2 separate regions of the Homo sapiens genome follow, and region 1 is linked to region 2. A link is an interaction called in ENCODE POLR2A ChIA-PET data of the cell type or tissue named here. Cell type or tissue: MCF 10A. All regions are shown on one strand.

Evidence for each region. ChIA-PET counts read pairs that join two places held together with the same protein. Peaks named below come from ENCODE experiments on the same cell type or tissue, not always from the same donor. Only the 100,000 strongest peaks of a DNase experiment are listed, where the experiment ranks them.
Region 1: POLR2A ChIA-PET joins it to region 2 with 6 read pairs; 8 of 35 experiments call an interaction of 5 or more read pairs at or near these places.

What each region holds. Positions count from the first base shown.
Region 1 is chrX:119,563,626-119,567,625 of GRCh38, forward strand. STEEP1 (STING1 ER exit protein 1) reads right to left here and starts at 1,784. Exons shown (of 7, transcript NM_022101.4): 1 at 1,607-1,784. The coding sequence starts at 1,730. In MCF 10A, no CTCF peak of the experiment used is centred here; a DNase peak (open chromatin) is centred at 1,826.
Region 2 is chrX:119,492,426-119,496,425 of GRCh38, forward strand. No RefSeq gene overlaps it. Among named protein-coding and RNA genes, the nearest start is that of SLC25A5-AS1, 25 kb to the left of the region's middle. In MCF 10A, no CTCF peak of the experiment used is centred here; a DNase peak (open chromatin) is centred at 1,636.

The DNA.
Region 1 (4,000 bases), 71 kb after region 2:
CTTGAACCTGGGAGGCGGAAGTTGCAGTGAGCTGAGACCGCGCCACAGCACTCCAGCCTGGGTGACAGAGTGAGACTCCCTCTGTCTCAAAAAGAAAAAGGAATGGAGGTGGTAAGAAGCAGTCAGATCCTGCATACATTTTCACGAAAGCACCTGCAGGATTTCCTGATGGACTGGACAGATGTAAGGTACGTGACAGACAGAAGTCAAGACTGATTCCAGGTTTTGGTCTGAGATACTGGATGAATAGTTGTACTACTGACTGCAATAGGGATGACTATAAGAGGAGCAATTGGAGAGGGGGTGTAGAGGGTCATGAACTCAATTTTCAGCACGATATATTTGAGAGGCCCATTAGACATTCAAGTGGAGATGTTGAATAGGCAATTGGAGTCTCAGGAGAGGTGCAGGTTAAAGATGAACATCTGGGAGTTACCAGCATGTCAGTTGTATTTAAAGCTTGGGAATGAATGAGATCACCTAGGGGGTGGGTACAGAGTGAGAACAGGTGAGAGTACTGAGCTATAGGGCCTTGGAATGCCTAAAAGTCTGAGAGAGAAAAGGGAGCCAGACAAGGGGAAAAATCTAAGGCTGGGCGCGGTGGCTCACGCCTGTAATCCCAGCACCTTGGGAGGCCGAGGCGGGTGGATCACGAGGTCAGGAGTTCGAGACCAGCCTGGCCAACGTAGTGAAACCCCCGTCTCTACTAAAAACACAAAAATTAGCCGGGCATGGTGGCGGGCGCCTGTAATCCCAGCTACTCGGGAGGCTGAGGCAGGAGAATCACTTGAATCCGGGAGGCAGAGCTTGCAGTGAGCCGAGATTGCACCACTGCACTCCAGCCTGGGCAGCAGAGTGAGACTCCATCTGAAAAAAAAGGGGGGGGGGAAATACGAGGTAGGAGGAAAATCAAGTGAGTATGGAGTCTTGGAAGCAAATAAAAAACATGTTGCAAAAGGAATGAAATGATTACCTCTGTCAAATGCCACTGACAGAATTAAAATGAACATTGATAACTGACCACTAGAACTGTTAACATGGAGCCAAATACGGTTAAGATGATGAGGTGGGAAGGAAAGCCTACCTGAAGTGAGGTCAGGAGAGAATTAGAAGTCAGGATGCAGAGACAGCCAATATAGGCAACTCTTTTGAGAAGCTTTGCTATAAAAGAAGCAACGAAATGGGGTTATAGCTGGAGGGGAATACAGGATCGAGGGAGGGTTTTATTTTCGTTTGCTGTGAGGTAAGAGCAACTGCAGCATCTTGGTATCCAGCAGAAAAGTTATAAAGCTTCTAGAGGCAGTAGTTTTTGAAGACAGTGGATTAAGAGGGAAATACAATATGTTTGTGTTTCTATTTTTGTTCTCCTGAAGGAGTTTAGTTTTGAGGAAGGTCTGGATACAGAGTCACAAGGCTAAACAAAAAGCAGGAAAAAAAAAAATGCCCTGGAGTGGGGCGGGGATGCGTAGGGAGGATTTAGTCGGAGAGAGAAAACCCACCAATCTTCGTTGAGAAGTGGCTCCCAGATCACAGCCAGAGGAAATTCGCCTTCAAGAACCCGAAGTCTGGCTCCTTGCAGACGCCCCCGCAGTTCCCGGCTACTCACCCAGCACTAGGACCATCTGGCCGCACAAACAGTAGTAAACATGGAGGGGCTTCTCGCCGTCGTCATATTCCTCCCGGTCCCGAGTGTCAGAGCAGACTACTGACCGAGACACTACTTTCGGCATGATTCCCAAGAGCAATCTGAAAACTCTACGCCAAGAAGAGGGTCGCCCCGAAATGACGTCACGAGTGCGCCTTGCACCTTTTCCTTGTGGCTACGCTGGTCACGTGTTAGCAGAAGTCTTATAAACTTCCGGGCTGTCCTATCAGGCTAAGATATACGGGGGTGCGCCTGGAGCCTCCCAGAACCTACTTTGTCTTGGCCAAGTTAGCTGGGACTCCTGTGATCTGGGAGTCACTTCTCAATGAAGATTGGTGGGCTTTCTCACAACACCCTTAATATTATATAAATTCTTTACATTTCTATAACGCATGCATTTATATGTATATATACACATATGTATATATAAGACCAGCTAAATAAAGGACTATGCATTATATAGTTTATATTATATATATATATATATATATATGATACTGATTTGGGTGTGTTTCTAAATATGATTGTGATTTTAATGACTATTCCAGATGAGTACATAATTTTTTAGGTATCTTATTTTTTAGTTGATATAATTCACGTAACATAAAATTCACCCTTTTAAAATGTGTAATTGGGTGTTTTTTAGTGTATTCACAAAGTTGTGTAACCATCACCACTAATTCCAGAACATTTCCATCATCTCAAAAAGAAATCTTATACCCATTAGTAGTCACCACGACCCGCACATCCCCCACCTTCCCAGCCCACGGCAACCACTAATCTACTTTTTATCTCTATGGATTTGCCTATTCTGGACATTTCATATAAATGGAATCCTACAATATGTGGCCATTTGTCTGGCTTCTTTCATTTACCATAATGTTTTCAAGGTTCATCCATGTTACAGTACTTCTTTCCTTTTTATGGTTGAATAATATTTCATCATATGGATATATCACATTTTGTTCATTCATCAATTGGCAGACAACGGGGATGTTTTCACTTTTTGGTTATTATATAGATAATGCTGCTATGAACATTCATGTACAAGAATACTTCCACCGCAAATTTGTGTGGGAATATAAATCTGGATTTTTAACTTTTGACAGCACGAGAAGTGATTAAAGCACCTTGACACTGTTTGTGATTCAAACAATGTGGGATGTCATTGAATGACTTTACTGCAGTACAGGTTTCAGGTATAAACACTGTTTTGCCTTGTAATTTTAGGTTAAATTCATTAAGGAACATTACTAAGTCTATGGCAAAAGCCATTTTTTAAAACTATTCATGTTCAATAATAGTGGTCAAGGGTGGGGTTCTTCTCATTTAGAAAATTTTCTAAAATTTTGAATTCAAATTCAAATTCAAATTTTCTAAAATCTTGAACTCCTGACCTCGTGATCCACCCACCTTGGTCTCCCAAAGTGCTGGGATTACAGGTGTGAGCCACCGCGCCCAGCTGAACTTCACTGTTGACACTACTGTCAAGAATAACACAAGACAGATTCAAGTTTGTTTGTTTGTTTGTTGCAAAGTACCTGCTGTTTAATAATACAATTAATAACTACAGGATTTTAAACAACTTACATTTTGACAAGTATTGTACATTTGTCTAAACCTTTTCTGCTCCATACATATTTGTAATACATCTTAGCAAATTATGCTTTAGACTGAATTGAATTAGTGTTTTCCTGACTTCTTTGAAATACTCTCATCTGCAGTTGTTCCACACAAGACCATACACCCAGGCCAATTTTTTTTTTTTTTTTTTTTTTTGAGACAGAGTCTGGCTCTGTCACCCAGGCTGGCTGGAGTGCAGTGGCACAATCTTGGCTCACTGCAACCTCCACCGCCCAGGTTCAATCAACTCTCCTGCCTCAGCCTCCTGAGTAACTGGGATTACAGGCACATGCCACCATGCCTGGCTAATTTTTTTTTTTTTTTTTTTTTTTGTATTTTTAGTAGAGGCAGGGTTTCACCATGTTGGTCAGGCTGATCTCAAACTCCTCACCTCAAGTGATCTGCCCACATCGGCCTCCCAAAGTGCTGAGATTACAGGCGTGAGCCACCACGCCCGGTCCAATTCTTCAGTCACTTTAAAGTCAACATTGACTCCTTGAGTAAAAAACAACAACTGAGTAATATTGGTAAACATTCATCAGGAGCCAAGGAAAACCACTTGAAATCATTTGCTTTGTTTTTGTTTTTGTTTTTGAGACAGGGTCTTGCTCTGTCACCCAGGCTGGAGTGCAGTGGCATGATCACAGCTCACTGCAGCCTCAAACTCCTGGGCTCAAGTGATCCTCCCACCTTAGCCTCCCTAGTAGCTGGGACCACACATGCACACCACCA
Region 2 (4,000 bases):
AGGCTAGAGTGCAGTGGTGTGATCAGAGCTCACTGCGGTGTTGAACTCCTGGCCTCAAGTGATCCTCCTGCCTCAGTTTCCCAAAGTGTTGGGATTACAGGAGTGAGCCACCACTCAACGGCCAGAACGTGATTTCTTGACCCTTTTTCTCAGGATTGTGCTAGCTCCTCAGCAGGTTTAGGCTAGAGTGAGCAGGTGGCATTGCCCCAAGACCAGTTGGATGCAGAGTCTGTCAGGAATCACTTCTCTATGCAAGGGAGTAGGTCTGGCTAGGCACAGGTATGTGCTTGCAAGGTAAATAGTTGTTACTGACACAGTCACCTTTGTCTGTGAGGGGAGGAGGAGGCCAATGCCTATGGAAGGACAAAACTCCTTCAGCCTTAGGCAGGTCTTACCTGCCCCTGCATTCTTGTCAGGTTATATATTGCTCTTGTGATGTGTTTGGAAAAAGACAAGAAAACATACTTTTTTTTTTTTCTTCTAGCCAGGACCTCTGGCTAGAGGTAGAGGGACTTCTTAGACGTCACTATCATGGCTGAAGCCTCAATTCTGTCCTAAGCCAGGAAACCAAATTGGTAAATTTGGTCTTTTTTTTTTTTTGACAGGGTCTCACTCCTGTCTCCCAGGCTGGAGTGCAGTGGCACAATCTCAACTCACTGCAGCCTCGATAGCCCAGGCTCAAGTGATCCTCCCACCTCAGCCCCTCAAGTAGCTGGAATTACAGGCATGAGCTACCACGGCCGGCTAATTTTTGTATTTTTAGTAGAGACAGGGTTTCTCCATGTTGGCCAGGCTGGTCTCGAACTCCTGACCTCAGGCGATCTGCCGGCCTGGGCCTCCAAAGTGCTGGGATTACAGGCGTGAGCCATCATGCCTGGGCTAGTAAATTCAGTCTTTATATCATGGTTCCTCCATTGTTGTCAATAACTCTAGCACTGTGAACATGCTTTTGTGAGCTGATGCTGCTATTTACTTCTCTATTTACACATTTACGTATTTGTGTCTCCCTGATACCACATTTATCTTTTGAATGGGTAATATATTGGTAATATATCCTCGGATACCAAATTGACAAGGTATAAAGGGTTTACAGTAACAAGTTAGTTTCCCTCCCACCCCTGTTCCCTCGCCACCCACAGGTAATCTCCATGACCACATTCTGGTGTTACCTTCCAGAGATAAGCTATGCCTATCCAGGCATCTATTATTTTAGGTGGTAGCATTCTTACTCATATTTGTATCCCAGTGCGTAGAGGAGTGCCAAACAAAAGTATGCTGTCAAAAAAAGCTTGTTGGTTGCATGTTTGTTGCTCCAGATTTGTTGCCCTCATCCCAGCCATGGGTGCCTGAACTCTCTAGTTGAAATTTTCATGAGCTTATCAAAATTTTACCTGGGGCCAAGCGCGGTGGCTCATGCCTCTAATCCCAGCACTTTGGGAGGCCGAGGCAGGCGGATCACGAGGTCAGGAGTTCGAGACTAGCCTGGCCAACATGGTGAAACCTCGTCTCTACTAAAATTACAAAAAAAATTAGCTGGGCGTTGTGGCGGGTGCCTGTAATCCCAGCTACTTGAGAGGCTGAGGCAAGGAGAATCGCTTGAAGCTGGGAGGCAGAGGTTACAGTGAGCTGAGATTGCGCCATTGCACTCCAGCCCAGGCAAGAGTGTGAGACTCCGTCTCAAAAAAAAAAAAAAAATTTTTTTTTTTTTTTTTTTACCTGTTTGGACTTGCAGCTCTGGCTTTATTTTCTCCAGACTGAAATTTACAAAGAAGCTACTGGGGCCTTGCCTAATATAAACAAGTTATTCTCCTTCACAATAGAACTCTAAAGAGCACCCTGATGCATGAATTTTCTTCCCTGCTCTGTTCAGTGTAAAACAGAAGCTTAGCCCCAGCTCCTCTTTGTTAGGTGACTGTTCCCTGAGGCAAGGGTTAAAGAGACTTTGATGCTGCTCATCTTAGGGGAGTCTCTAAGCATACTCATCTCAGAATTCTGGCTCAGGAAATAAAATGCAGGAGTTTCCACTGCAGTATTCCTCAGTCCTTGACAGAGCTGGGTTTTCCAGAAGCATCCAGACAGCAGTGCCACCTTCATATTCTCTCATATTCTCTCTCTCTCTCTCTCTCTCACACACACACACACACACACATTTTTTTTCTCCCTGATGTGGCTAGGGGACAGGCTGGACTCCTGCACTTGATCCATATAAAAGAACCTAAGGAAGAAAGAAAAAGGGAGGAGTAAGAGGGCCACTCCCTGTCCTGTTCTATGATCACGAGGCTTGTAAACTCAAGGAGGCAGCAGGGCAGAGTGCCGAAGCAAACAGAGGCTGCCTGGGCTGGAATCCTGACTCTGCCATTTATCGCCTGTGTGACTTTGAAACCACCTTTGCAAAATTATAACTGAGGAAGTTATGATAGTGAAAGAAAACAGACCTAACCGATTCCATCTTGCTTCTAACCTTTAAGCTGTCCTTGTTCATTCCTGGGCATAGGCCGAACTCTCCATTGCAATTCCCCTGTCTTGATAAATCGTCTCTATCTAGGCAGTGAGCAAGGTGAACCCACTGGGTGGTTACAACTTTGGACAAGTTATTTAACCTCTGTCTGCTTCCATTTCTTCCACCGTAAAATGGGGATAACTGTACCTACTTTAAAAGACTTGTTATGAGGATTCAGTGAGTTAACAGATTGCAATGCATTTAGAACGGTGCCTGGGCATGTGGTAAGTGCAATATACATGCTATTTATTTATTTATTGTTTTTATTTTATTTTATTTTTGAGACGGAGTCTCACTCTGTGGCCCAGGGTGGAGTGCAATGGCGCGATCTCGGCTCACTGCAACCTCTACCTCCTGGGTTCAAGCAATTCTCCTGCCTCACCCCCCAAGTAGCTGGGACTACAGGTGCCCACCACCATGCCCAGCTAATTTTTGCATTTTTAGTAGGCACAGGGTTTCACCATGTTGGCCAAGCTGACCTCAAACTCCTGACCTCAGGTGATCTACCTGTCTTGGCCCCCTAAATTGCTGGGATTACAGGCGTGAGCCACTGCACCCCGCCTATACATGCTTTTTAAACAAAAAGAAAAACGTCCATGTCAGTGGTTCCCGTGTTCGATGCATGTCCCTCTATTCCCTGGCTGTAAGTTTCAAGGTTTTCACTTACCGATCTTGGGCCCTTTGGTGCATTTTTTTTCCTATTGGGAAAAAGCTAAATGTTGTGTTGTATGGTGCATTTCTTACACAGAAAGGAAAAACTAAAAAATAGCCTGTATCTAGGCTAAAATTCCTGTATAGAGGCAAGATTGTGTCATCTAAAGTTCTTACTACATTGACTTTTTCCTGATGCTGTTCTTGGGGCCCCCACTCTGCCTCTAGAGGGCTGGTAAGAGTCCACAGGAGAGCTTCCCAAGCCAGTGCCTTTTAGGAAGAGTTGCTGTGGCTACTGAGCTGATCAAAGGTCTCAGCCTCCACAAAGAAGCATGTGCTGCTGTGGCAATGGGCCTGAGGGTACGGGGGCCCCAGGGTTGCAGGGCAAGACAACAATCCGGAATCCAGCTGTTGTCTCGGCCATCATCTGAGGTCATCCTGCCAGATTGGCAGGCTGTGCCCTAGACCACAGAGGTAGCCCCTGCTCTTCAAAGGGCTGGATTGTCAGCCCAGCCCCTCCTAGGCCTTCTCTTCAGGCTTCTTCTTTCTACATTATCCCAACACAAACAGCTTGACTTCCAAGTGACATTGCACCAGAAAGACTTCCAAAGTCAGCTCACCTATCCTAGGGATCTAGCCCGGCCAGGGGCTCCTATGAGGGATTCCATAGGAGGAGTCAGAGACTGTCATCTAGGAAGGCTTCAGAGCTTCAGGATAGGTCCTGGGCAACCCTTGATCGCCCTCAGAGACTCACTCAGGTTTTGGCGTCCCTCGGTTACAGAAACCCTCATGACCCTAATCACATTGCAACTGCATTTCCTTCCTGTGCCTCGGGCTCAGTCAGGGTTG